6 separate regions of the Homo sapiens genome follow, and all the other regions are linked to region 4. A link is a contact called in ENCODE Hi-C or POLR2A ChIA-PET data. All regions are on one chromosome and are shown on one strand. The core of a region is the stretch at or near the end of the contact, and the rest is flanking DNA. Distances in the headings are between cores, read along the strand shown.

Region 1 (5,011 bases), core at 1,687-4,186, 290 kb before region 4:
GGGTTCAATTGGGCCTTAGGAATGGCTAAATCTAAGGTCTCAAAAGCTGTCAGTTTTTTTCCTTCGGTTCGTTCTTTGTCTCTGAGAGTTAGCTTCACTTTGTCAGCCTGCTTCTTTATACTCTTCCTGTTTTTCACTCTGACTTACTGTGTTTATAATTATCTTGGGTTAGTTTTTCTTATTGCTCATTTGGAAAAACTATCAGTACTTCTGATTAGTAATTTCAGATGTTTTTATATTTTAATTTTGTATGCAAAATAAGTATCCGTGATATTTTAAAAATATTTACTAAGTATTTCCCTAGTCTTTCTCTAAAGGGTAATCTCAAATGAAACAACTGGAACTGGATTCTCATTTGTTTAATGACTGAAGAAGTCTTCCAATTACTCTACAAACCATTGATAACTTTTGTTATTTGTGACCAGTATTCATCTAGTAAGATGTTAAATGCTTTTATGAAAGAGACAAGTGTTTTACCTAAAGAATGAGAAAAAAAAAACCCTAATTTTTTGTGAAGTTTTCTCCTTTTTTGCTGAGTGCTTAAAGAAAAAAAGTTTATGTTGTTTTAGGTTTTTCTTCTTGCTTATCACCCTAGGAACTAATTGTGTTACTTTTTAAATGTTTAAATTTAATTTTTCCTGTCCCTTCCCCATGCTTGCTAATTATGTTTTTTAAAGGTGACCCTTTAAGATGGCTCTTATAGAATAAAGAGAGACACTGAATTTTCTAATCTTGTGGAAGAGGTTATATTTAGCCATTGGTATTTTAAGTTGGAGCACTTCATTCTACTGTGCCTTTAGTTTATGAGTCATCTGGAGAAAATGGGCTGCTTCTTGCTTTTAGGAAGAGTCTGTAGCAAATAATAATAATAAGTGCTATGGGAGATTTTTTGCCAAATAATTTAAAATGGAAAATGTTTTGTAATATATTTTATTGCCCATATGTAAAATACGTACTAAAGAATATAGGAGTTTTTGGCTCATTATTATCTTTAGCTCATAAAAATAAACAAAAGAGGCTGGGTGCGGTGGCTCACGCCTGTAATCCAGCACTTTGGGAGGCTGAGGTGGGCGGATCACGAGGTCAGGAAATCAAGACCATCCTGGCTAACACGGTGAAACCCTGTCTCTAATAAAAAATACAAAAAATTAGCCGGGTGTGGTGGCAGGCACCTGTAGTCCCAGCTACTCGGGAGGCTGAGGCAGGAGAATGGCGTGAACCCAGGAGGTGGAGCTTGCAGTGAGCTGAGACCGCACCATTGCACTCCAGCCTGGGTGACAGAGTGAGACTCCGTCTCAAAAACAACAACAACAACAACAACAATAACAACAAAACCCTAATGTCACATATAACAAAAAGAAAGCATTTTCTACCAAAACATTATATAGATTGTTATGAGTTATAGGTAAGTGGAAAGCAAGCATAAACCATATGAAATTATTTTATATGCAGGATGTACAGCAGTGGTCAAATCTTAATGATAATTGTCAGTAACTGGGGAGAATATTGTGATTATTGAAGTATTGATTTTTTTTCAAATATTTTTATATTACATGTGGTAACTTTTTATAATCTTGTTTTATATCTACTTTAGTATGATAGCTTTACCATACTAGATATTCTATGAGGGGTAGACAGTTGGCAAAGGATGTGATATTGATTCTAATTTTGGCTACCTTTGTATTATGTGTATCATAATGATTTCACGCTTCAGTTTTCTCATCTGTACAGTATTTTGTTCTTCGTGACTTTTCTTGCAGGAATGAAAGGAGGTAGCATGGAACAAAGAAAAAAGTGTATCATATTGTAAAACAGGAAATTTTAAAGTCCTAGAGTTCAGATTTTAAATCCAAGATGTCATTTTTGAGGTAAATTTGTCAGGTCTCCCTGGGACACAGAATGACTGCATCACTAGAATCATGAGCCCGTGGGATTGTTTTTTTCTTTTTCTCAAATGTATTTATTTAACATCTCTCTCCCTCTCTACTTACCTACCTGCCTACCTACCTACTTACCTCTGTTGTGAAACTTTTGGGAGCTCAGTATTGTCTACTATACCAAGAATACCAGTCCTTTACTCATTTTTTTGCATTACAAAGATCATATGGAATATACTGGAGGGGAATTTAGGTCTTTTGGTTCTGTGTTAGAAGAGCCCATTTTGTTTTTCCCTGCATGTGGTAGTCGGTGTATAGGCCTGTTTCTGTGATGGGAAGATGACACCTTTTGTCAAATCTCTATCCTTTTTGTATGTCAAGGAATCATTTCTTTGCAGTGAAGTAGAGTGTGCCCTGTAGTATAGCACTCTGTGTCCTTAGTCATAGCAATATTGGAGGATTGGAGAGTTAATCATGTTTGAGAAGTTAGGGGACTTGTTCTTTCAGCATCTATTTAATGAATCTGCTTGTATTTTTGATATCCTAATGTGTCCCAACACTGAACTCCTAATCTTTCCTCTAAAACCTGTTCCACCTGCAGCCCTCTCTATTTCACTTGATGGCAGTTTTATCCTTCTCGTTATTCAGGATAAAAACCTGAGACTCATTCTTGTTTTTCCTCTTTCTCTTATATCCCACATCTAATCCTTAAGGAAATTATACTGGCACCACTTGTGAAATATATCCTGAAATCTGATCACTTATACCATCTAAATCGCTAAAGTCATCTGTACCCCCACCTCTCTTTTGTGCCACCATCATCCTTTGCCTAGATTTTTGCAGTAGCTTCTTAGTTACTTTCTTTCCACCTTTGCTGCCTTCAATATCTTGTCAGCACAACAGATTGGCGGACATTTTAAAAACGTAAGTCAGATAATGACACTCTAATAAAAATGAGAAAGGTTTAAAAATAGTAAAGATAGGAAGCCTGGACAACATGGTGAAACACCATCTCTACAAAACTAGCTGAGTGTGGTGGTGCATGCTTGTGGTCAGCTACTCAGGAGGCTGAGGCAGGAAGATTGATTGAACCTGGAAGGTTGAGGCTGCAGTGAGCTGTGATTGTATCACTTCACTCCAGCCCCCGTGACTGATTGAAACCCTGTCTCAAAAAAAAAAAAAAAAAAAAAAAAAAAAGGAAATATTATTTGCAGGTGAAATGGTTGTATTTAGAAACAAGAACATTTAAGTGGCAGGTAGTTACAGAATTGATACACACAAATATATTTTTTATACTTTTGTATGTTTAAAAAAGCCACAAATTACAAATTATGTTAACAGCAATATAAAAAGAATGAAACATGAGTGGGGTTTATTCTAAGCTGAGTTGTTCAAAATTAGGGTATCTATTAACATAATTTACGATGCTTCTCAGAGGGTTTCTGTTGTTCACTCAGTGACTGCAGACCCACTAGTACTAATGAACTACTCTCTTAACTTGTTATTGAACTACACCTTCTCCAATGAGTCTGAGTCTTTAACATTGCATACTCTTTTAATCTGCCTTGGGGTACTATATAGAGCTTTCTTATATCTTATAGTTACTCTTTTATTAGAGTTAAAATACTTCTTTATGTTAAACTTCTGTTTACCTTACTCTGTGATTTATATCTTTTGATTAGAAAAGACTAATGTACCATATTAGTAGGTTTTTGGATAAATTTTTATATTATTTTCATAGATGCTAGAAGAGCATTTGCCAAAATTCATCATTGATTCTTTTATTAACTTTTTGTGAATTAAAGTATAACATACATAGAAAGGTATAAAAATCATAAGTGTACAGCTGAAAGAATTACTGCAAAGTAAACATACTTGCTTAACTACCATTTAGTTCTAGAAATAGAACTTGGCCAGCAGCCCAGAAGCACCCCTCACCCCCACCTTCTTCCCCAAAGGTATCTTCTGTCCTGACTTCTAACATTGGAGATTACCTTTGCTGTTTTAAACTTTAAATATATGGAATCATATAGTGTGTACTTTTTGTCTCTGGCTTCTTTGGCTCATCATTATAAGCTTTATCCACATTGTTGAACATAGCAGTGCTTTTGTTCATTTTCTTTTCCATGTCCTATTCCATCATATGAATTTATCTCAGTTTATTTTTATATTCTACTGTTGATGATGAATATTTGGGTTGTTACTAGTTTGGCCATATTACAAATAATGTTGGTATGTGAACATTCTTGGGTGTGTCTTTTGGTGCTCATATGCACATATTTCTTTTCTTTCTTTTTTTTTTTTTTTGAGATGAAGTCTTGCTCTTGTTGCCCAGGCTGGAGTGCAATGGCACAGTCTCGGCTCATTGCAACCTCCACCTCCCGGGTTCAAGTGATTCTCCTATCTCAGCCTCCCAAGTAGCTGGGATTACAGGCACACGCCACCATGCCCAGATAATTTTTGTATTTCTGGTAGAAATGGGGTTTCACCGTGTTGGCCAGGCTAGTCTTGAACTCCTGACCTCAGGTGATCTGCCTGCCTTGGCCTCCCAAAGTACTGGAATTATAGGTGTGAGCCACCACCCCTGGCCCAAAGTGTTATCTTTAGAACAGCAGAAATGGGAGTTCCAGTTTTTCCACTGTTATTTTCTATCTTCAGACAAACAACTGTTTAGTTATACTGGTAAACTGGCAGTGGTATATCATTGTAGTTTTAATTGTATTTCCTTGACCATGACCACTAATAAAGTTAAGCTTTTAAAAATTTATTTATATGTTGATCAATTAGATATACTTCTTTGTGAATTACTTAAGTTTTTTACCCAGTTTTCTATTGGGTGTTTAAGAATATTTTATATTTATTTATGTATTTATTTTTGAGACAGGGTCTTGCTCCGTTGCTCAGGCTGGAGTGCAGTGATGTGATCTCGGCTCACTGCAGCCTCCGCCTCCTGGGTTCAAGTGATTCTCCCACCTCAGCCTCCTCAGCAGCTAGGACTACAGGCGTATGCCATCATGCCTGGCTGATTTTTGTATTTTTTGATAGAGCTGGGGTTTCACCCTGTTGGCCATGCTGGTCTCGAACTCCTGAACTCAGGTGATCTGCGTGCCTCAGCCTCCCAAAGTTCTGGTATT
Region 2 (4,868 bases), core at 979-3,478, 390 kb after region 4:
ACTTTAAAAAAGACATTTCAGGAAATCATAACTACTTGTGACAACACCAAAGGATAGCTTGTTTTTATTTAATTATAATTAAAGCATTGGGTGTTCTTTTAGTCTCTTCAGCATTTTTCTTGCTTATATTGCCCTTGGGTCCACATGGATTCTTCCAGTACCTGGTGGATGGGCCCTGGAAGAACCATGACATGTAAATGCAGTTGCTGCTGCCTTTCCAACAGAGAAACATCTAGGTGGTGGCACACACAAAAAATACAGTTCTTAAGTTTAAGCCCATTGAATGCATCTAGTTGCAATAAATTTGTTTTTAGATACCTTTATAATTCTATTTATTAAATGCTGATACTATTCTCTAAATTTCTGCCTAGGTCTGTAACCAGTGATGAAGGATCCATGAATGCATTCACAGGAAGGGGGTCACCTGGTAGGGGTCAAAAGACTAAAGTCTGTACCACACCTTCATCTGGTCATGCTGCATCTGGGAAGGACTCAAGCAGCAGATTGGCTGTTACAGACCCCACTCGGCCTGGTGCCACCACCAAAATCACCACCACCTCCACCTACATTTCTGCCTCTACACTTAAAGTTAACAAGAAAACCAAAGGGCTCATTGATGGCCTTACTAAGTTTTTTACACCATCACCTGATGGTCGCAGATCACGAGGTGAAATTATAGACTTTTCAAAGCACTATCGTCCAAGGAAAAAGGTCTCTCAGAAACAGTCATGCACTTCTCATGTGTTGGCTACAGGTACCACACAAAAGCTAAAACCTCCACCTTCTTCACTTCCACCCCCAACCCCCATCTCCGGTCAGAGCCCCAGTTCACAAAAGTCCAGCACGGCCACTTCTTCTCCCTCTCCCCAGAGTTCTTCCAGCCAGTGCAGTGTGCCCTCCCTGAGCAGCCTTACCACTAACAGCCAGCTGAAGGCACTCTTTGATGGGCTTTCTCATATCTATACCACTCAGGGACAGTCTCGCAAAAAGGGACACCCGAGTTATGCACCACCCAAACGTATGCGTCGTAAAACTGAATTATCTTCCACGGCAAAATCTAAAGCCCACTTCTTTGGCAAAAGAGATATTAGAAGTCGGTTTATTTCTCACTCCTCCTCCTCTAGCTGGGGGATGGCTAGAGGAAGTATTTTTAAAGCAATTGCTCACTTCAAGCGAACAACTTTCCTTAAAAAGCACAGGATGCTAGGCAGATTAAAATATAAAGTGACCCCTCAGATGGGGACCCCCTCACCAGGGAAGGGGAGCTTGACAGACGGAAGGATTAAACCTGATCAGGATGATGGTAAGCAAAAGGTCAAAGCTCCAACCAAACCTGCGTCCCGTCCCTTTCTCCCCAACCCTGAAAAAAATCAACCAATCAATTCCTATTTGTCACATAGGTCTTAGCTATTTCTCTTGTTCTCACTTCACTTTCATACAGAAGCAGTGAAACTTTGACCTTTTTCTAATGCTGACTAAACCTCCAAAATGTTGTTTTTCCAACTAATACTCTCCCACCTTTTATTATTTATTTCCATTCGTAGTGACACTAGGACCCCCAGATGCCTTCATAGCATTGCTTATGGCTTTGTAGTCCCGCATGAGTAGCCACTGCCATGCTTCTGCCATGCTCTCCCCCATGTCACCTCTGCAGCCACAGCGCTGTTCAGTTGTGTGCTGTCAGTGCTTCCAACAGGGGGTGTTTCAGCTCTTCCCTCTGCTCCATTGCTTTCTCATGACAAAGTTCATCCTGCTTCCGTCTCAGCAAAGCCTGATCTGTGACTCTGTGATGTGTGCTTTTGGATGTGAGTGTGTCTGTGTGTGTATCCACCTTAGGGAGAAAACGGATTTCATAATTTCATTGAACAAATTGGCCCATTACATTTGCTACCCTTTATCAAACAAAAACCGAAACTGTGTCATTTGGACAAAGTGGTAGAATTTATTATCTCAAAAGTGATAATGGGAATGCTATAACTAGACATCGATAAAACTTCTAATCTTGGTTGAAAAATATGATTTCACTTTGTATTGCTCTTACTTTCCCTCATATATTTATTAAAGCTGTAAAAAGATGACAGTGATAAATTCAAATAAAAATTTGAGTATAGCAGGGAAAGGATACTGCTGGATCTATGAGCAGTGCTTAGATGTAAAAGCTTATTTATAAAGCTTTAAAAAAAATCCCTATTTGCCCAGTATGCTAATTTGGTGCCATTTTGGTAATATATGGTGGTTACTCATGATTCAAGTCAGTGAATACACTTTCTGCTGGTTTTAAATGACAGATACTGAAATAAAAATAAACATCAAACAAGAAAGTGCAGATGTAAATGTGATTGGAAACAAGGATGTCGTTACTGAAGAGGATTTGGATGTTTTTAAGCAGGCCCAGGAACTTTCTTGGGAGGTAAGGCGAGGATCCCACATTGTAGTAGCAAGTATAAGATGTGGCTTCTAACTATTAATATGGAATTACTGTGTTGATTTTATAGAGAATCCCTTTCAACATCCTTTGTGATTCTTTAGCCGTTATCATGCCCATTTCTACTGACTGTACATTCAAAAGCAATGACTTAGTAGAATTGTCGCCACTCTTAAAAGTAGGTATGGACTCAGCTGGTCTCACAAAATAAAACAGAGTAGCATTAGTTGAGGCAGATTTTGGAAAACATTTCTAGGTGTGAAGGAATAGATTTCTGATGAGTTTTGCCTAAATTTAGAAAATAACAATTTAAAATCATTAACAAAAAGAAGAACATCACTGTTAAATTCACCGATGTTTCTTCCAACACAGATGGCCAGCCATATGAAAAATGTCTCATATTTTTAGCTCTTCTGCATTGATGAAAACAATATTTTGTTTCACAATCAGTTGTAGTCAGTTTTATTTTTATTGTCCAGTAATTTCTTTAAGTGATTCCACTTTAATTCTGCTTAAGTTATTACCACCCAGATATTGACAGGTGAGGCTGTCAGACTTCTCAAAGACGAATCTAATATGAATTGTGAATTTGTTGTGTCAGTGACTACATTCGGTTTCTATGACCAGTGTGGTCAGGTAGACTCCCTACCCAACCCCACTTCCTGTTTTGTGGGGAAGGGGTTTTCTGTAGGCTCTTAACGCTTTATTTTTAGTAGCAGCCAGTTGGGCTAAATACTCCTGACAGTTTCTACCTTCAGAGCTATTGGGTATTTCCAACCCTCATTCTGCCCCGATCTATCAGGATGCCTTGTATCAGCTTTCCTTTGGCTAAGATAAATGTCAGATTTCCCCCAGTTATTAAGGTTGGAAGTCCTTGAACCAGCCCAGGTTGGAAATGGAGCAGGTCAAAACTCCTACGTTGATCAGTAGTGGGATTGTGCCCTTGAATGGCCACTTTACTCCAGCCTGGACAACACAGCAGGATGCCACCTCTTTTAAAAAAAGATTCGAAGTCCTTAAATATTATCTTTTTTTGGCCTACTTCTGACATTCATATGTAAACATGAACAGTAGGCCATTATCTGAAAGATACTGCTAATTCTAAAGTTTTTTCATTCCAACATGGTAAAACTGGCTTTTTTTATTCAAGAAATATTCTTGTTCTGTGTCAGGCACTGTACCAGACACCAGGGATACCACAGTGAATCTGGCAGGCAGAGTTCTTAACCTCGTGTGGCTTACTACATGGAAATAAGGGAAATAAGAGGAGACAAATGCTAAGCTGCAGATTTCACAATTGATTATTTAATTACAGTTGTGATAAATACTACTTCGTGGAGGAATAGGAAACTGTAAGCTTCTGTAATAAATAAGCCTGTGTAATAGCCACATCATTTATAATCACCTAATTTCTAATCTGTTACAACAGATTGTTAAATCCAGTTCTATCGACATTTGTATGTATTTATACCATACTTATTTCCTTTGCTATATTGTTTCTTAGGGTATTCGTTTGCTGTGAATCTTACACAAAGGTAATGTTAGGTTGGTGCAAAAGTAATTGTGGTTTTTGCCATTGAAAAAATTATAAAAACAGTAATTACTTTTGCACCAACCTATTTCATAAGGGTCTATAGTGTTTTAAGGCCATGCAAATTCACAATTAAGATTAGTGTTCTGATCTTGATAAGTTTTGATAGTCACTGGTGAAAGAACCAAAATGTAAGTGAAGTATATATATTATTATTTTCCTTTTCTTTCTATTTGACAGAAAATAGAGTGTGAGAGTGGGGTGGAAGACTGTGGCCGGTACCCTTCTGTGATTGAATTTGGTAAATATGAAATCCAAACCTGGTACTCCTCGCCTTACCCACAGGAATATGCAAGGTAATGGAATAAGTCTGGCAGGTGTATAACTTGAATGTCACATATGTGAGAAAGGAAAATTCTTGATTCTAAAGCAGGAATTAGGGATGATTTTAGGAAATAAATTTTGGTAGTCAATGCCAAGTGCTTCCCAAACTATTGCTTTTGCCAGCACCTTTTTATGGTATTCCTTGTTCTCGGTAAATTCCTTATGCTCCTTAGTTACATGGGCATTATAAATTTTGCCATTTAGCTTCTAGATTGTGCTTTCTTTCCTTGGTTAATTGGGGAAATGTTGGTTTTGTATGAAACCAAATTAAAAAAAAAAAAAGAAATTTGCCATGGTGAATTATTGGGTAGACTTTCTTCTCCAGTTGTCTTTTATATTTTTTAATTAGGCCTGTTACTTTTATCTCTGATTTCTGGCATTTTATTTTCAAGTTTTTAATAGAAATTTAGCAAAAGAAGGAAAAATGGGAGAAAGTAAGTGGGAATGGGTAGTCTTAAGAGACCCTTCCCCAAATTTTTACTTTAGAACATTTGTGACTTTGAAGAGAAGGCCAGGCCCGGTGACTCA
Region 3 (4,733 bases), core at 515-3,014, 310 kb after region 4:
TAGAGATGGGGTTTCACTATTTTGGCCAGGCTGGTCTCAAACTCCTGACCTCAAGTGATCCACCTGCCTTGGCCTCCCAAAGTGCTGGGATTACAGGCATGAGCCACAACACCCGGCCTATTTGTGTACTTTAAACGATTATGGGTAGAAAGAAAGAGCAAATGCCTTTTTAGAAATAAGATAACAGAACTTTTTACCAATTGTGCTTCCAAATATGCTTTCTCTTCTAATTTTATCTGCTAAGATTTTGGCAGCTAATTGTAGATTTTATGAACTTACATTGGGTTGCCTTTGTCTTCTGTTATAAAAGCAATAATTAGAGGAAATGATCCTTTTGAGAGGTTGTTTAATGAATTCTGCTTGTTTTAAATGTGCTGCTTTAAATCTTATTTCACGTAAACTGTACTAATGCCCAAATTATCTCACCCTAGATCAGCATTGAACCAAAGTATTATGATGATTAATTTCCTTCTGTTAAATCCCTTATAGTCTTTTCTTTGGTGTGTGTGTGGGGTCAACAATCAAAGAAAGAATTTATTGACTTTACATTTAATATGGTTTACTCTACTTGATTATATTGTTCAAGTGTGAATTTGTGTATGGTATAAGATTATGCCATACTGGGATTCTATTTTCTGTTAAACAAATAGCTTTGTGTTTTATTAACTGCCAGTGTTTAAATTTAATGGTTTAAGATTTCAGAGAGCCCTTTTTGTAAGTATTTGAAAGTTTTTATTATAATCCTGAGCCTAACCTTCTTCTGGTTTCACTGCATCCTTCTCCAGCCTTGAAACAAGCCCTGGCACAGACGCAAATCCTGGCGTGCACCACCTCTTCCTCTCCCCCGCTCCCCACTCTAACATGACAAGAAGTGTCTGTCCCAGAAGTAATCTGATTGTGCACCTAGAGTACCTGTTTTCTGCCTGGGGAAGAATGCACACTGCTGGACCTAGAGCGGTGGCAAAAGTGCCCTCTCCACTGTGGGGGCCACAGTGGTAGGCACAACCCTTATCCCTCAGCCCCATTAGTTAATTAAGTCATTTTACCTGCATTAAACTTTACGGGCAGAGAAAATTCAGTAAGTCACCACTACCAGGTGACTTTCTTTTTTATGTTACCCCCTAGCAAGGCATGTAGTTTGCATCCTACAGAATATAAAAGATGGGGCCAGCATCTATTCTGTGTCTTAGCAGTGAACTTCATCCAATAGATACTTGATTTTTAAATACTTTCACCTTGTGTCATGATTAAATCACTAAACAGGAAGTTTCAGCTTTTCTTTAAAGAAGTACATCCTATTAAAAATTTAAATGTCTTCATAACTGCTTACGCTCAGTAAATGAACACTAGGAATCTATAAACAGGAATCTATGGCTCTAAAAATTGAAATTTTGGGGGCTGTTTCATTCTTTAGAACTTGAAAACGCCATAGGCAATTAGCTATAATTCATTTGCAGATTATTTTTGCCATGTTAAATTAGGAATTTTAGCCATAGCAAGCATAACAGACAAGCACACTTTTAAATTATTTTGTTCAGCAAAACACCATAGGCCCTTATATGTGTTTGCTGGAATTTTTCTTTGTCAACAATAAATCTATATGTTTCTTTAGTTAAAAAAAAAACAGCAACAAAGTGTTTATTGTAGAATGTTTACTTTTTAAACAAACGTGAAAGGCATTGGTACAAAAAGGGAAAAGCACCTAGGATTTGGATCCTCAGTGGGTCCAGGAGTACAGCTTCCTTGTTCTGCAGTTACTGGAGGCAGTGTGGTGAGGGGAAGGATGTGGGCTTTGGACTGAGCTGCTGCTTCTACCTGTGCTATGACTTTGCACAAGTTAGGAGTAGCCTTTTTGAGCTTTGTTTTCTCCTTAGAAGATGACTAAGATCATGTTTGCACATAGCACATGACACAAACTCATGATACTGGTTTTGTTTTTTCTAACATTGTCTCAGTGGGTCTTCACTGCCTTCTTTCTACAATTTTTTTTTTTTAAGGGAATAGGGTCTTACTCTGTTGCTCAAGGCTGGAGCGCAGTGGCTGATCATTGCTCACCATAGCCTCAAATTCCTATTCACTGCCCTCTTATATAGTGGATAATGTGGGCGTTAGTCTCATGCAGTTAAGAGAACAGGTTCAAAAGAAGTTTTGAACTGTCTGTTTTATTTTCACAAGGCCAGTCAGTGACAGAGAAAGAACTTCCACTTGGGTGTCCTGGCTCTGTGTCCCATGGTTTTCCTACTGAAATACTATTACTGTGCTATAGCAGAAGAAAGAAGGCTAAGACAGTTCTGTGCTTACAGTCACCTTCAGTTTCAAATGTAATCATATCCTGGGGGAGGGGAAATGAAACTTTGAGTTTCATCTCCCAAATCATTCCTTTATTTAGAATCAACCGGCTGGGCACGGTGGCTCATTCCTGTAATCCTAGCACTCTGGGAGGCTGAGGTGGGTGGATCACTTGAGGTCAGGAGTTCAAAACCAGCCTGGCCAACATGGTGAAACCCCCGTCTGTACTAAAAATACAAAAAAAAAAAAAAATAGCCGAGCATGGTGGCAGGCACCTGTAATCTCAGCTACTTGGGAGGCTGAGGCAAGAAAGTTGCTTGAACCCAAGAGGCGGAGGTTGCAGTGAGCTGAGATTGCGCCACTGCACTCCAGCCTGGGTGACAGAGCAGTACTCCATCTCAAAAAAAAAAAATAGTATCAATGAATTCAAAGAAATAAAATGTTTTTCATGTACTCATGGAAACAACTATTTCTAAAATTCTAAATGAATTATTATTATTATTATTATTATTATTATTATTATTATTATTTGAGACGGAGTTTCTTTCTTGTCAGTCAGGCTAGAATGCAATGGCGCGATCTCGGCTCATGCAACTTCTGCCTCTTGGGTTCAAGGGATTCTCCTGCCTCACCCTCCCCAGTAGCTGGGATTACAGGCGCCTGCCACCATGCCTGGCTAATTTTGTATATTTTTAGTAGAGATGGGGTTTCACCACGTTGGCCAGGCTGGTCTCGAACTCCTGACCTCTGGTGATCCACCCACCTTAGCCTGTCAAAGTGCTGGGATTACAGGCATGAGCCACCGCGCCCGACCTCTAAATGAATTTTTAAAACTCCAGCATCTCACAAATGGTTCTTGAATAATTTTTCCTTAGCCTGCAGTGTTTAAGTTGGGTTTTGAAGGTTTTGTTACTCAATAGTCACCCTTTTTTGGGTGTAAGTTTGTCCTCTACTCCTGAGTAAGTAAGTGACCTTAGGGCAGTATTACCATGAAACAGATCTCACAAATAACATTGATACCAACATCATTATTTTTGGTCAAATGTTAAATAGTTAAAATTTGTCATCCTAGTCTATATTGAACTAATTTGAAATACCTTATATTTAAGCAAACTTTATTGTTTTTAACATAGCAAAACAATTAATAAAACTTTAAATCAATTACACATGAAACAGTAAGAAAGCAGTGCAAGATTAAAATCTCTAGGTAAGTGTTCTATAGTGTATAAGTAAGTTCTGTAGAACTTCAGAAAAAAGAGAGGTCAGTAGGATTCTTAGAGCAAAGTGTGATTTTATCTGTACTTTGGGTCAGAATAACTTTTCTGATTTTTTTTATTACTAACATACCTAAACACAGATAATGTTAACATTAATTAAGTGACCTTAGGGCAGTATCACAATGAAACATCTCACAAGTAACATTGATACTAACACAATTATTTTTAGTCAAATGTTAAATATTTAAAATTTGTCATCCTTGTCTATATTGAACTAATTTAAAATATCTTATTGAAATATATTATTAATTAATTCATATCAGACTTAGCTAGAGACACCTAATGTTCAAAACAGAAAGTAGAGGTGGATTGGGCCCAGTTGGCTCCAGTTGCTCAGAGGATGTGGTCAGTGCTGTTTTTGTACATCTTGAGCTCTGCTCACTCTGTCTGCGAGTAGGTTTTGCGTTTTGCTTGTTGGCTGTCTTGTTGGGGGTGGGAAAATGGCTGCCCATACCTTCTGCCAGGTGGGCAACCCCAAAGACTTTTCTTTTCCAGCGCACGTGTAGGAGCAGCCTGTTGGAGGCATGTGCCCATGCTTTAGACTGTCACCCAGGTCATGAGGACTGTGGTTTGAAGAGTGTGCTCACTCAACTGGCTAGGGGGTGAGGGCACTGTGTTTGACAACTGTCAAGGACTAGCGAGGTTCCCAGATGAAAGGGGGTGATATACCAGAAGAAGAGGCATGGGTGGGAAATGTGCATAGCAGTCCCAGCCAATAGCTATCACTGCCTACCACATAGTGCTACAAAACAGCGTAAGAATTATTCATTGAGTGCAAATGTTGGGGGAGTGGGGGTTAAACAGAGACCTATTCTAAGTGATTCTTGACTGTTTGTCCAGGTGTCATTCCTTGTTATAGGAGTTTTAAAAGCAGAAAATTCTCAACTGCTCATTCACCTAATACTCCATGAAAGTATATATTCTTGAGTGTCCTAAGTGTGTGTCCTTTGAAATGTTTATATATATAAAAGATATTTTAAGTATAAAATCTTAAATATCTTTTACACTTAAAATATCTTTTATATTTTATATTTGTGCTTTTATAAGTTAAAAAATGTGATCACCATGACCCTCTACTTGGATGTGACAACCCTCCATTTTATAAAATAATTACCGTTGAATCAAAATTTTTGCTCAACGTATGCTATCCAGTTACCTGTCAAAGCC
Region 4 (4,800 bases), core at 1,529-4,028:
GGGAAGCATATGGTAACAAATGTCAGAGCACAGGTTGAAAATCTCCAAAAAGTTATATGATATATTCTTTGGAAAAGCTAGTAGAGATACTTTTGTGAATGAAATTTCTCTTAAAAGGGGTTCCCAGACTCACATTTTATGCAACAAATTTCTCCAGCCTTCAGTTACTTTATTTACAAATTAAAGTTTTTCCTTATCAGAAATAATGCATAAGTTAAAATAGTATAATACTAACGTGGTATCATAAGAAAGTATATAAATGGTTTGATAGATAACATAAAGTAAAGGTAACTCATAGTTTGAAGGACAGCATGAGAAAATATTTAGAAGCTTTAGCAGTATAAGTCTTTATGTTGTGATATATTGTATGAAAAGAAATACACAGTGGATAGTTCTTTATTGTTAAATTTCAGCATGACTTAGTTATGTCACTGCTACAGCTGTTGCAGACATTCTAGTGGTAGGAGACTTTGACTCAATATTGTTTTTCTCACCTGAGGATTCTAGCACTATTTAATACTCTTATTTTAGTGTCAGAAACAATCATTGCTTCAGAATAACAGAAGACATTGTGAATTAAAACTTCAAATAAATTTCATGCAAAGGATAATATCTCCCGGTTAATCTGTGTTGAAGAAATGGTTGACCATAATCAGGTATACAAAGCCATTTAGATAGCATATATCTAAATTTTCTTTCCAGAATTTGCTTACCCTCTGATTTGCTGACCACACTTGCTTTGAAGTTTTGGTTTTTGTTGTCTTGCTATGTTGCCCAGGCATGTCTCAAATTCCTGGACACAAGCAATCCTCCCACCTCAGCCTCCCAAAATGTTGGGATTACAGGCATGAGCCACTGCACCTGGCCACTTTGAAGTTTTTATTAACATAATTTGAATGTGAAATTACCTGAGTTTTTCTTGTTAACCTCATGTATAAAATGTGGGATAGGGAATCCAGGCACTGCTTACTTAGCTTGGTGCCTCTGGCTCTCATAAGACTTTTAATAAAGGTGTCAACCAGGTTTGTAGTCATCTTGCTGCTCAGCTAGGGGAGGATCTTCTTCCAAGCCCACTCATGTCCGGTCACAGCCCTCAGATCCTCACTGGTTATTGATCATGCACCACTCCATAGTCCTCACAACATTGCAACTTATTTCTCCTAGAGCGAGGGCTCAGAGAGAGAAGGCTTGTGATCAAGAAGATGAACAAAACATACCATCACTTTTGTCATATATTTGTTAAAGCAAGTCACTAGGTCTAGAGCACATTCAAGGGGAGGAGAATGTACAAGGATTTGAATACCAGGTTCAAGGATCATTGAAAACCATTTTGAAGACTGCCTCCTACACATATAATCCACAGATGGGACAGATCATTAAAGTACTCTAGGTGCTCTGACACTCATTTGTTTATCCTGAGATCTTAACAAGAACTTGAATTCAATAGGCAAAATGATTTCAGTTTCACATAAAGTATTTCATTTATTCCTAGCAACAATGCAACGAAATAGGTATGGTTAACCCCAATGTTATTGATGAAGAAATTGATGTACTGAGTGACTGGCTCAAGATTACATAGCAAATAATTTGTAAAACTGGGACCTTAGTGTAGGCCTTTTGATTCTAGACCCTGTACTCTTTCCATTGGCTATAATTGCTTCCTACCAGTACTATGTTGCACTTAAAGCCATTCAAGGAGAATATTATACCTCTAAATTTATATACAATTATATGAATTTTTATTATACAGAGATTTTTATACATATATGTAGAGAAAGACAGACACCCCCCTGTCTTAATCTCTAACCTATACCACTCCGTTTAGGAGTTATAGTATTATTGAGTCAAAGTCTAATATCATTATAAGGCCTGTAACAGCTGTAGCAATGACACACATGTACACAGATGCTAGCAGCCTAAAACTACACTTAGGAGGTAAATGTTTGTTGCATGGAGAGATGAAGAAGCAAAGTAAGAAAACAGACCTGGTCTGGTGGCTCCATTCCCCCTTGGCTTGTCAGTATACAGAAATCATTGTGTTTCTATATAACTAGTAACAAATAATTGGAATTGCAGTGAGTATGGGCAAGTTATGGTTTTAGTTTAATATTGATTATAGATAATTCTACTTTATAAGTAAGAACTTGTGTTATCAGATGAAATATAGAGAAAGTTTTCTCCTCCATAGTTGTCTTTCATATACGCAAACATGCACTTGAGTTTCTTTCCTTTCCTGCATAATCTGAGGATTGTGCTTTTTAATAGTGGCTTGCTGATCCCTTTAAATAGCTCTTAATGTAAGTATTCCATAGTTTTCATTAATCTGATTAACATAGTTTTTCCCTAACCTCCATTCAAAAACTATATTTGGTTGTTGTTTTACCCTGGTTGCTGAAGCAGCAAGCCTACTGCAAAACCTAAGTGGTGTGGTATAGATGAGAGTCTAAGACTTTAATTATATGTCATTTTATTCACAACACTCAATTCCAGGAAGGAAAAAATGGGTCTGTTTTTGTAAAGGACATATTATGTGAGTATCATTCATTGTAAACCAAAAATGATACTGTATTATAGCATAGACAACAATGAGAACTGATTCTGAAAATGTGACCTGACTGAGAAACTGAGTAATAGTGAAAGTTATCAAAATGGAAAAAAAGCGTTAATGTGAAATCCAGCCTTCTCAGAAATACTCTTTCCTGGCCTGTTTAGTTTTGCTTTTGTTGCTTGTCATGCATGAATGAAAGTGCTGTACTCTCAGGGGAGCAGGAAAGCCTCTGTGTCGGTTGTTTATTTCCTTAATCCCTCCTCCTTTGTGATTTTTGATGTCAGATCTAAAATGGAAAGCCTGTAAATATAATGATTATCACACGGATAATCACCTGCATTAGGAACCGCCCTGCTTTTCTATTCTAACCCGAGCTGTTCTCCACATGTCACATCCACTCTGTGGTTGGATTTTAACCTGACTGCTTCATTAGATTTGTGAAACTCAGTACGAGGCGCCCTGGGGCAGCACAGATGGGGACTTGCTTGTTTTCTTTTCTCACTTTTACTGCAAAGGCACACTAAAAAGTCCTTTTCAATTTAGTGCGATCAGTTCACTTGGAATTATCTCTGATATTTGGAACCTGTCTTGCTCTTCTGCCCACCAACTATGCCTATTCTTTCTTCCTTACTTTCTGACCTAATGTCTTTTCTTTCTGCCTCTGCATGTCATGAATCTGACAACTAAAATTCTGCTTACAATTCTTACTGGGTCAAACTGTTCCCCCGTGTTGTTTTGTTTGTTTTGCTGACAGGGAAAAATAAATGTTGTTCCATCATTGTACCTACAAACACCTTCAGATCAGAGGTTAGCTGTGGGAAAGTCTGCAGTGATATGAGCCAGCTGCCTTCTCTAATGGAGTGACTTGGGGCACCAGTCCAAGATCAGAGGAAGGTGGGAGGAAGTCAGAAGATAAGATCATTTTAAGCCACAGAACAACAAGCTTAGCTTTTCTAGTGATAGGGCACAGCTCAGCAAACCTGTGTGAGGGGGCACTAAGACAAAAAATTGAGTTGACTTTTTTTAAGTACATCTTTCCTCAGTCAGAAATATGTTGATGCTTGAAATAGTTTACAGACATGGAAGTGTCCTAGGGCCTGGTTTCCTTAAAAGATAATGATTTGACATTTATATATGTGTCTTCTTGCAGTTAGTCAGCTCCATACCATAACAGATCACAGTTAATTTTTAAAAATAATTTTTTTGGGCTGGGCATAGTAACTCATACCTGTAATCCCAGAACTTTGGAAGGCCAAGGCAGGTGGATCACCTGAGGTCAGGAGTTCGAGACCAGCCTGATCAATATGGTGAAACCCCCATCTCTGCTAAAAATACAAAATTAGCTGGGCATGGTGGCACACACCTGTAGTTCCAGCTACTCGGGAGGCTGAGGCAGGAGAATACCTTTAACCCAGGAGGCGGAGGTTGCAATGAGCTGAGATCGCACCACTGCACTCCAGCCAGGGCTACAAGAGCAAAGCTCTGTCTCAAAAAAAAAAAAAAATATATATGTATATATATACACACACACATATTTATATACACATATATATACATATACACACACATAAATTTTTTACAGTTAATTTCTTATATTTGAGCAAAACTGGACATTAAAAAAATTTTACTGTATGTGAATTTTGAGCATTTATGGCTTAGTGCAATTTTAGTCCTACACATTCTTCCTTTGAACTTTGTCTTACAGTCCCCTGGGGTTCTCTCATGTCTCTGATGAAGTTCCATATAAATAAGTGGTTCTAGTATAGCTTTTTTGTTGTCTTTTTCATATAAGAATTTGCTTGGTTCAGAGTGACAGCTTGGGAAGCACTACATCAATAGCTTTTGAACCTTTTCCTATTCCTTGATATCACCGCCAGCAAATGTTACTGACTATGTGATGTACAAAGTTCTAACCTTGCTTGCACAAATTGACCAGTTGTCAAGATCAATATTTATTTGCTTATTTTTGTCTACATGAACTAAGGGTAACTTGGTCAGGCTTATGTTTCTCTAGTAAATAGCGTAAGGAGTTGTACTTTCAACTTAACACTTCCTGTTGACTTCAGTGTTTAGCTGTAATCATACATTTTGACCTTTCTAAATCCTCAAAATGGTTCTCTAACCTATATGTTATTAGTACATTGGACCATAGGTGCATACATGTATTTTTTTCCCAATGTTTTCCCAAATTTCTGCTGAAGACACTGACTGTACTTTCTGCCTTACATGGCTTGATGCTACAGTCGTTTTAG
Region 5 (4,609 bases), core at 1,620-4,119, 270 kb after region 4:
TTGACCTTCTTAGTTTTCCTTTGAATTGGTATCCTTTGTGTTGCAGATGTCATCTTTCTTGAAGAGTGCTTGATTATGTGTATTTAACTGAAAATCGAATAAATCTCTAAATATTGTAAAATATGCTCTTCAAAATAACCTGCATTTTGGAATTGGTATGGATAAAGTCAGTTTTAGAATCACTAAAGTCAGACAGAAACCTATTGTAATGTGAAAGACGAGGTGGATCAAATACTTGCTGTTCCAGGGTCATGGAAGGAAAAAAATTGCAGTTCATGTTCTTCTTATAATTAAGCTTCAGAAGTTCTTCACAATAGCAGTGTCTGAGGACTGCTTTTGTGAGCAGGTAGTACCAGTTGTTGAGACATTGTTGAGAGAGCACATGAATTGTCTCAAACTAGTTAGTTGGGTCAAGGGAAAGATAAAATGAAGGGTGAATGAGTCTTTCTATTGTACTCTGAGGCATGACAGCGTGTTCCACTTTTGAGCTTTTATCAAGATGGGACTTGTCTAGACTTCTAATGAAATGGGCTTCAGGTAAAGTAGAAACATTATGTCAAGAGGATTTTTGGTTGTTCAAATGAATGTTAAACATTCTTTTAACTCTTTGGATCTTAGATAGATTTGATAGTTGTGATACCTTTACTGTATGTAACACATGATCCTGTCCTGAATGATCAGCAGCTTTCAGGAGTTACTCTTGTATTCCCAGCTACATTTGTGATACTTTCAGTGCTAAGAAAATCTATATTCTGTAGCTTTGAAGTTATTTAACAGTTAAGTACTATTTGCTGGTTTATTCTGATTTTGTCTTAAATGACAAATATTTTATTCATCCTTTCTCTTCAAACATTATTTAACAAATGTACGTTTTAATGTTTCTCAAAAATGAAGGTCTATATTCTTTTTATATGTTTTATCTTTGTATGTTATTTCTTTCATCTTTTTTTTTTTTTTTTTTTTTCTGAGACAGGGTCTCACTCTGTTACCCAGGCTGGAGTGCAGTGGTTTGATCATGGCTCACTGCAGCCTCGACCTCCCGGGCTCAAGTGATCCTTGATCCTCCCACCTCAGCCTCCTGAGTAACTGGGACTACAGGTGTGCACCACCTTGTCTGGCTAATTTTTTTTTTTCTTTTTTTTGAGACAGTCTTACTCTGTTGCCCAGGCTGGAGTGCAGCCGTGTAATCATGGTTCACTGCAGCCTTGACCTTCCCAGGCTCAAATGATCCATCCTCCCACCTCAGCCCCCCAAGTAGCTTGGACTACAGGCACACACCACTACACCCAGCTAATTTTTGTATTTTTTGTAGAGATAGGGTTTCGCCACGTTGCCCAGGCTGGTCTTGAACGCCTGAGCTCAAGCAGTTCACACACCTCGGCCTCCCAAAGTACTGGGGTTATAGGCGTGAGCCACCGTGCTCAGCCTTTTATTTTTAATATATAAGAAATGCCTTTTTTTTTTTTTTTTTTTTAATTTGAGATGGAGTCTTGCTGTCTTGCCCAGGCTGGAGTGTAGTGGCATGGTCTCGGCTCACTGCAACCTCCGCCTCCCAGGTTAAAGCAATTCTCCTGTCTTGGCCTCCCGAGTAGCTGGGATTACAGGCATGTGCCACCACTCCTGGCTAATTTTTTTGTATTTTTAGTAGAGACGGGGGTTTCACCATATTGGCCAGGCTGGTCTCGAACTCCTGACCTTGTGATCTGCCCACCTCGGCCTCCCAAAGTGCTGGGATTAGAGGCATGCCCCACCACGCCCAGCCCATTGTTTTATCATGACAGTAGCAATGTGTTTTAATTGTAAAATTCTTGACTTTTTGTTTTGTTTATAAACTTCCTTTTCTTGGCCCTGTGCCTTAAACTACAGTAGATTAGGTGAAACTGTTCTCTGATCACACTAGCATTTAAAATATGAACCTGAATCTTCTCAGGTACTTTGATCTCTCCAATCTATTAATGTTTCTGAGTACATAAACATCAATTAGCTCACCAAATTAAAGTTAGCAAATGCGTCAGCCATGTAATTTGCATGTGACATTTTGAGTTAGCAGGGCCAAGAGGGAAGTATGTTTTTGTGAGTGGGTGTGCTTATCTCTCTGTCTTCAGGTGGTGATGGAAAGTTGTACATGTAAGAGAAGGAGTTGTGGCAGTGGATATGTGAAATGCTAACTGTACATATGCCTCTGCTTGGGGCAGAAGCACTTTACCAGAGAAGTCTCCAACAGTTGCAAACTACATATTCTTTTTCCTTATATAAGTGAATCTTTTAATTAGTGTAATATTATGTAGAGTGTATGTTTTTTCTGTTTTTTTTTAATGAAAGGTGATATTTTGATAAATCTGCAAAATGAGCAATATAGACAACATTTTAGAGTGAATGATACTAGATTTAAACTATGAGGCTGGTCTCTGCAAAGATACAAAGTAAATACTAATCACTGGTCTAAGCAAAATCCAGGAAGGATTTTTGTTAATTTGACAAGTGGGTTTAGAATTCTTTAGCCACTATTTTTTAGAAACCAGCTTTGTTCATACATCCTTTCTCTAATTTGCCTCACTTTTGATCTGTGATAAACCAGCTGCAATTTGGTTTCATTAACAAACTTAACTGGTCAACAGATGTTTTGGCTCTATTTTGTCCTTTCTATTAGAAACAGCATAGGCGTACACAGAAACCATGCTGGGCCTTTTCCTGTCTGTAGCTCGACAGGCGTTACAGAAGAGCAACCTAACTTTACTTACAAGTTCAATTTTTCTTCCTCAGTATTTTTATTATAGGTATACAAACATTGTAGTTTTGTCTCCCCCATCAAGTCGGTCTTTTGTTGTTAATCTTCCATCTGTTAGTCCAGTATACACTTCTCACCCTGCTTTTTAGCATTGCAAAATCTTAGCATGCAGGGAAAAAGGTACTATTGCAGGAGAGGTAATTGAGATATCAGCGACTCTTCCACAATTCAAGGGAAGGAGTGGAACTAGCCTGGTGAATTTAGATAATTTCTTCCGTCTTCTTTGATGTCAGTGAGCTGCCATATGGAGAGCAGTGAGGCCTGCAGGAAGGAGGTGAGCCTTGGTCTGGGCTGCCTAGGGTGTTCAGAGTGACATGGGCTGAGAGCCAGAGGCAGAGCTTGACTGTTTCTGTTAGTAGTTTCTGATGTGACCAGCCCTGCTTTTTGTCCAAGGTTTCCCTGTCATGCTTGCCACCCTATGGGTATGATGAAGTTTAAGAAACAGATCATAAACATTATCTTGGGAAAGAGAAACATAAGAACATATTAAAATCTAGTAATAAGGCCATTAAAAGATGACTCCCATTTGATATTTGACCAACTTGTTTTCAAAATTAGTATTGTAAACACTTCTGTCTTATAACAAAACCCAGCTTTAGCTGTTGAGCCTTGAGTTGTGAGTAAAGCAGCAGAAAACAGGATCTGCTAGTGGAAGAGTATTGGCTGTTTGAAGAACATCAGCTGTTCCAGGTAGACTCCTGGCAGTGTGTGAGCAGACCTGGGAAAGGCAGGCATGGAGGGAGCTAGGAAAATACTTCTCTCCTAACCTTTATAATTTATAAAATTAGAGTATTTCATAAATATTAAAAGAGTAGTACAGTAAACACTCTATTTCTTTCACATAGATTCACCAATTTTAACATTTTGCCACATTCTTTCTCTTCCTATATGTGTGTATATGTATATGTTTTTATACATGGGTGTGCGTATATATACAGCACATTTATATATTCACAATTTTGACTAAACTGTTGGAAACTAAATTACAAATATTATATTTCACCCCTAAATACTTAATAATATATCAAAAATGTTCTCTTATATACTATACTATTACGCAAAAAATTCGGCAGTGGAATGAGTGTTAACTGACAGTCCATATTTCCCCAAATGGCCCCAAAATCTCATTTATAACTTTTGACTTTTTTTGAGATGGAGTCTCGCTCTGTTGCCCAGGCTGGGGTGCAGTGGTATGATCTTAGCTCACTGCAACCTCCACCTCCCAGGTTCAAGCAATTCTCTTGCCTCAGCCTCCCGAGCAGCTGGGACTACAGGTGCGTGCCACCATGCCCGGCTAACTTTTTTTATTTTTAGTAGTGATGGGGTTTCGCCAGGTTGGCCAGGCTGGTCTTGAACTCCTGACATCAGGTGATCTACCCGCCTAGGCCTCCCAAAGTGCTGGGATTAAAGGTGTGAGCCACTGCGCCTGGCCAACTTTTGACTTTTCATCCAGGATCCAACCAAAGATCATATATTGCATTTGGCTGTCATGTCACCTTTAATAGAGAACAGTTTTCCCTCCTTTTTGCTTCTGAAGACATTGACATTTTTGAAGAGTCTAGGGTAGTTGTCTTGTAGGATGTCCCACAATTAGTATTTGTCTGACTGTATCCTCATGATTAGATTCAGAGTAAACATTTTTGACAAGAATAGCGTGTGGGGGTCTGGGAGTGGTGGCTCACACCTATAATCCCAGCACTTTGGGAGGCTAAGATGGGTGGACTGATTGAGCTCAGAAGTTTGAGACCAGCCTGGGAAACATGGTGAAACCCCGTTTCTACAGAAAATACAAAAAAATCAGCTGGGCGTGGTGGCATGTGC
Region 6 (4,842 bases), core at 1,650-4,149, 420 kb after region 4:
GCCTGGCCAACATGACGAAACCCTGTCTCTACTAAAAATACAGAAAATAGCCGGGCGTGGTGATGGGTGCCTGTAATCCCAGCTACTCGGGAGGCTAAGGCAGGAGAATCACTTGAACCTGAGCGGCGGAGGTTGCAGTGAGCTGAGATTGTGCCATTGCACTCCAACCAGGTGACAGAGTGAGACTCCATCTCAAAAAGTAATACATAAAACAAAAAATAGAGACAGGGTCTTGCTATGTTGCCCAGGCTGGTCTCAAATTATGGAGCTCAAGCATTTCTCCTGCCTTGGCCTCCCAAGTGTGGGATTCAGGTGTGAGCCACCGTGCCCAGCCTCCAATGGTTATTTTCTAAAGGAATTCATTCTAGGGAAATCAGCATATTTTAATCAACAAACATTATTTTCATAGTTAATATAGCAACATTATTTTGTTTCATATTATTATGTTTTAAATAGTGGACTTCTCTTTTTGCCTCCCTCCCCCAGCCCCTGATTATAGCAATATGGACTCATAGTAGAAAGTTAAAAAAAAAGGTGTAATTAATAGAAGAAAATGTCACCCAGAGAGTTAATGTTTTGGTATATTTGTCCTTCACACTCATTATTTACAACAGGTAAAAAACTAAAACAGACTTGATATTTCAAAGGCAAGAGAGAACCATTCCCACGAGAAAGTTATGGCACATCCATATAATGGAATATTATTAGCTGCTGAGAATTATGTTCTGACCAGGTGCAGTGGCTCATGCCTGTAATCTTTGGGAGACTGAGGCAGGAGGATCACATGAGCCCAGGAGTTCGAGGCCAGCCTGGGCAACATAGTAAGACCCCATCTCTACAAAAATAAATAAATGAAATTAGCTGGGCCTGGTAGCTTGTGACTGTAATTCCAGTTACTCAGGAGGCTGAGTCCTCCATTAAGGATGGCTTGATCCCAGGAGGTCAAGGCTTCAGTGAACTATGATTGCACCACTGCACTCCAACCTGGGCAATAGAACCAGACCCTGTTTCTTAAAAAAAATTATCTGGGAATTTGTAATGCTTGTGATAAGCAAGTGGCTTTCAAAATTATATATGTAATATGTTCTCAATTATGTAAAAAATATGCAAAGCAAAACAAATACATTTCTAGATGACCTCTGGAATTAGAATTACAGATACTTTTTATTTTCTTATTTATACTTTTTGCTGTAACTAAAAAGAAAAGAGGCCAGAGTCAATGGAGGCCTGACAGTGAGGATGCATGGAAAAGAGGCAGGTCCTGTTCGTTCCGTAGCAGGAGCATGCCTGGTGCAGAGTGGTGCTCAGAAAATACTGGTATTTATTGAATGCATAACTGAGCTTGGAGAGATAGTGAGCGCAGCTTTATGTAGCTTTCACTGTGCGTTTGGATGTCTACGTGCACTTTGCACAGACTCCAGAGCTCAGCAGGGGGTCTGCATTAGAGGGAGCAGCTGGGAGTCGTGGACATGCGGTGGTAGCTGAAACCATGGATGTGGGTGAGGGCAACCAGGGGGAAGTGTATAGGGAAACAGGGCTGAGGGTGGAGTGCTTGGAGTGTTAACATCTAAGGGACTAATAAAGAATGAGGAGCTCGCCAAGGAAATTTGCAAAGGGCCCAGAAGTCAGAAGAAAATTGGGAGATAATGGTGTTAGGAAAACCAGAAGAGGTCAGTATTTCAACAGTAACAGTCACAATAATCATCATAGCTGCCACTTCTAGAGCCCTTGCTATGTGTCAGGCACTGTTACCGGAATTACACACATTTACTCACTTAGTCCTCACGGAGACCCTATGGGGTAGGTTACTGTGACCATCTCTCTTCTGGGACGAGACACTAAGAGACTTGTCTAAGATCATCCCCCAGAGATTCAGTGCCCCAGAGAGAAAGTCATAAGAAGTATTCTTTGGACAACTGTATATTAAGTGCGATTAAAAGTAGATTCAAAAAGCTTTTGACTGTTTTATTCTGTTTGGTTGGGCGTAGCGTCTCACGCCTGTAATCCCAGCACTTTGGGAGTCTGAGGTAGGTGGACCACTTGAGGTCAGGAGTTCAAGACCAGCCTGGCCAACATGGTGAAACCCCATTTCTACTAAAAATACAAAAATATGGATGTGGTGGCATGTGCCTGTAGTCCCAGCTACTCAAGAGGCTGAGATAGGAGAATCACTTGAACCTGGGAAGCAGAGGTTGCAGTGAGCTGAGATCACCCCACTGCACTCCAGCCTGGGCGACAGAGCAAGACTCTGTCTTTTTTTTTTTTTCTTTTTTTAAAACAAAGCAAAACAAAACAAAACAAAAGCTTGACTGTCAAGGGCTGGGGACACAGGAACCTAGTTGTCTTTATTTTTAAGCTGGAGAGCCTGGAGCATGTGTATGTACATCAGTAGGGAAAAGAAAGAGCAGCGCTGATGGAAAAAATCGAGGGGAAAACAAAAAGCAACATCCAGGCAGGTGGTTTATTACAAAGTCTGATCTGGCATTTGATGAAATTCAACATTCTCTCCTAACTAAAATACTTAAACCTACTAACTAGAACTATAAGGGTTCTAAATCTCAGATTAACTTTTTCTTTTTTATCGGGGGCAGACGGACGTGTAACTAACGCTATAAAGGGTAAAGGACAGCTGGATCCAAGTCTACAGACTTACGTCTATAGTTTTTAGAGACCAGATAAACTTGCCATTAATATTAATTAATGGCAAGTTCGTCAGTTAAGTTAAATATCAGTTAATTGTACATTCAGGCATTTCTAAAATTAGTATGTTTGTGGAATAATCATAAAAATGTGTCAGCAGTTTCAATTTTTGGCTTTCTTTATTCAGTATTAAAATATTGGGCAGTCCTTCATGGAACAAGGCTGTAACTATAGGAAGCAGAAGTGATTGAATGAATTAGGCATTCACTTCGGGGAATTCCCTTTGCTGGCTCTTCATATGTTGAGGGTTTCACCTTAGCTTTTGTGAGGTCCGTGTGCTATTTAAAAACTGAGTCTATAATTAATCAGCGCTGCTAGAAGATGGTGCAAATGGCCCAGTTTTGTGCCTCCAGGTTATGAATTTGGCTCTTGTCTTCAGTGTGGTTTGCAGCGTCCTTCTACATGTCCCCTTTTTTAGAAATGATACTCCCCTCCACCCCTGCCCCCCACACACATATACAGCCAACCGGATTTAAGGAAAGCAGGAACTACAATAAACTTTTGAGGAAAGATGCTTTAGGGTATGATTTAGTACCTTAGTTCCTTTCTCACTTGAGTATTAATCAGTGTGGTTTTCTGCACCGTCGTTCTTTCCTCCTCTGGTTTAATGACAGAGATTTCTTCTTTAGGTGCCACAACCACCCACGTCCGTAGAGATCCCCGGGCTTGTTTCTCCTTTAGCCTCTGAATAGTTCTTGGCTGATTTCTTGAGGAAGCACCGCATTGGAAGAGAAAAGCATCTTCTCTTTGGTTTCCTGCTCCCTGCTTCTCTGCCCTTTTAAGTCCATAAAGCGAATTAGGAAGAAAGCCACATACTTCATTTCTACCCAGGGGGGTATCATGTCAGGAGGCTAATCATATCCACTCTCTCAGAGAGAAAGCTGCTTCTTCCCAGAATCTTAGATGCAAGCTACTGGTTTAAATGTTGTATTATATGATGGCTAAATACAGAAGTACGTGTCATAGTAGTTCAGGTTGCCAGCTACTACTAGTTTTCACAGTCTGCCTTCAGTGGGCTATTTTGTTTAAAAGAGCTTCCACTTACAAGCTTTTCAAAATACAATTTAAGTGAAACTTAAGAGTGTTTTTAAGTAGAGACTAAGTGGTTTCATCCTACCTGAAAATTGCCTTCTTGAAATAAATGTTTGATACCCACTGGCCTATCTCCTCTGGAAAACAGGAGTTTTCATTTAGAAGTCCAGTTGGTTGGATTCCAGTAAGCCGTTTCACCTGACTGTATTACGCCCCCTGGAACCAGGGCTGTGCAGGAGCCACCGGCTTCTCCCAGAGGGCAGGGTGAGCACAGTATCAGGGCACATGGCTTACCCTCAGGAGCTGCATCCCAGCCTCAAGGCCCTGGTGAGAAACTGTGCTCTCCAGCAAGGGTCTCTGGCCGTCTCTGCACCGTGTGGTCAGCTTAGGGCTGTGCCTCCCAAGACAGGACCTGAGGATGGGTATGGGTAGCAGAGATATTGCTCCCTTTGCTCCTGGGTGTCCAGAGCTCCAGTGCCTGTCACCTCACCTCTAGCAGCCTCAGGAGCTGTGTAAATTCTGTCATATACATGATGAGGGAGATCATGAAGCACTCACTTGAATCATAAAGTCTGTCTGGGGGAGGCTGCAGAGTAAATATTCCACTTTCCCCACTTACAGGCCCCACAAACAAGCCTCAGAAATGTGTTTGGAGGGACCATGACAGCATCTCTTAGGGACTTGTGTTATTTAGTTTTCTCTCTCTCTCTCTTTTTAGTGGCACTAACCAAAAAAAAAAAACAACAACAAACTAGGCTAAGCAAGTGCAGAGTCATTTATAAACTTGCATAGGTCTTTTATATACAGTCATTTATCATTTAAAAACTGAGATTCATTTTGAGAAATGCACCATTAGGCAACTTCATTGTCGTGTGAACATCATAGTGTATGTACTTAGACAGACCTAAGTCGAAGTCTATAGGTTACTACACACCTAGGCTATGTGGCATAGCTGATTGCTCCTAGGTGACCAACCTGGACAGCAGTTACTGTACTGGATACCGTAGGTGTTAGTGGTTGTAACATAATGGTATTTTTGTATCTAAACATATCTAAATATAGAAAAGGTACAGTAAAAATATGCTGTTATAATCTTATGGGACTACCATT

The links. A loop is a pair of places that touch in the nucleus more often than their neighbours do. ChIA-PET counts read pairs that join two places held with the same protein, here RNA polymerase II (POLR2A). Pooled maps may share reads with other maps.
Region 1: a loop to region 4 is called in a pooled map, with 1.9 times the contacts of the local background. The contact joins two enhancer-like sites. A Hi-C loop is called at or near these places in 2 of 168 maps with a recorded cell type or tissue (Right ventricle myocardium inferior and heart right ventricle), 1 of 37 single-sample maps with no recorded cell type and 5 of 50 pooled maps. POLR2A ChIA-PET finds 5 or more read pairs at or near these places in 1 of 52 experiments (CD4-positive, alpha-beta T cell).
Region 2: a map of naive thymus-derived CD4-positive, alpha-beta T cell shows a loop between it and region 4 (9-fold over the local background). The contact joins two enhancer-like sites. A Hi-C loop is called at or near these places in 1 of 168 maps with a recorded cell type or tissue (naive thymus-derived CD4-positive, alpha-beta T cell), 3 of 37 single-sample maps with no recorded cell type and 11 of 50 pooled maps. POLR2A ChIA-PET finds 5 or more read pairs at or near these places in 3 of 52 experiments (MCF 10A, activated B cell and activated T-cell).
Region 3: a loop to region 4 is called in a map with no recorded cell type, with 16 times the contacts of the local background. The contact joins two enhancer-like sites. A Hi-C loop is called at or near these places in 9 of 37 single-sample maps with no recorded cell type and 12 of 50 pooled maps. POLR2A ChIA-PET finds 5 or more read pairs at or near these places in 1 of 52 experiments (activated CD4-positive, alpha-beta T cell).
Region 5: a loop to region 4 is called in a map of B cell, with 8 times the contacts of the local background. The contact joins two enhancer-like sites. A Hi-C loop is called at or near these places in 1 of 168 maps with a recorded cell type or tissue (B cell), 3 of 37 single-sample maps with no recorded cell type and 8 of 50 pooled maps. POLR2A ChIA-PET finds 5 or more read pairs at or near these places in 3 of 52 experiments (AG04450, activated CD4-positive, alpha-beta memory T cell and activated T-cell).
Region 6: a pooled map shows a loop between it and region 4 (5-fold over the local background). The contact joins two enhancer-like sites. A Hi-C loop is called at or near these places in 2 of 168 maps with a recorded cell type or tissue (GM12878 and Right ventricle myocardium inferior), 31 of 37 single-sample maps with no recorded cell type and 16 of 50 pooled maps. POLR2A ChIA-PET finds 5 or more read pairs at or near these places in 2 of 52 experiments (Caco-2 and GM12878).

The regions. Positions count from the first base shown.
Region 1 is chr10:74,290,120-74,295,130 of GRCh38, forward strand. All of the region lies in intron 3 of ADK (adenosine kinase), which reads left to right. Among named protein-coding and RNA genes, the nearest start is that of ADK, 140 kb to the left of the region's middle. Within about 2 kb of position 2,937, at least 8 of the 41 ENCODE cell types and tissues checked have a DNase peak (open chromatin) inside an H3K27ac peak, as active enhancers do; they include heart right ventricle, where a contact is called at or near this core.
Region 2 is chr10:74,975,028-74,979,895 of GRCh38, forward strand. It overlaps KAT6B (lysine acetyltransferase 6B), which reads left to right. Exons shown (of 18, transcript NM_012330.4): 8 at 372-1,303; 9 at 2,289-2,410; 10 at 4,197-4,312. Among named protein-coding and RNA genes, the nearest start is that of SNORD172, 44 kb to the right of the region's middle. Within about 2 kb of position 2,229, at least 4 of the 41 ENCODE cell types and tissues checked have a DNase peak (open chromatin) inside an H3K27ac peak, as active enhancers do.
Region 3 is chr10:74,896,472-74,901,204 of GRCh38, forward strand. All of the region lies in intron 3 of KAT6B (lysine acetyltransferase 6B), which reads left to right. Among named protein-coding and RNA genes, the nearest start is that of KAT6B, 72 kb to the left of the region's middle. Within about 2 kb of position 1,765, at least 3 of the 41 ENCODE cell types and tissues checked have a DNase peak (open chromatin) inside an H3K27ac peak, as active enhancers do.
Region 4 is chr10:74,582,818-74,587,617 of GRCh38, forward strand. The region is part of intron 7 of ADK (adenosine kinase); the gene reads left to right. Among named protein-coding and RNA genes, the nearest start is that of ADK-AS1, 56 kb to the left of the region's middle. RefSeq lists an enhancer at 2,707-2,876. Within about 2 kb of position 2,779, at least 13 of the 41 ENCODE cell types and tissues checked have a DNase peak (open chromatin) inside an H3K27ac peak, as active enhancers do; they include B cell, GM12878 and heart right ventricle, where a contact is called at or near this core.
Region 5 is chr10:74,852,167-74,856,775 of GRCh38, forward strand. All of the region lies in intron 3 of KAT6B (lysine acetyltransferase 6B), which reads left to right. Among named protein-coding and RNA genes, the nearest start is that of KAT6B, 28 kb to the left of the region's middle. RefSeq lists a silencer at 3,904-4,114. Within about 2 kb of position 2,870, at least 9 of the 41 ENCODE cell types and tissues checked have a DNase peak (open chromatin) inside an H3K27ac peak, as active enhancers do; they include B cell, where a contact is called at or near this core.
Region 6 is chr10:74,997,917-75,002,758 of GRCh38, forward strand. All of the region lies in intron 13 of KAT6B (lysine acetyltransferase 6B), which reads left to right. Among named protein-coding and RNA genes, the nearest start is that of SNORD172, 21 kb to the right of the region's middle. Within about 2 kb of position 2,900, at least 2 of the 41 ENCODE cell types and tissues checked have a DNase peak (open chromatin) inside an H3K27ac peak, as active enhancers do; they include GM12878, where a contact is called at or near this core.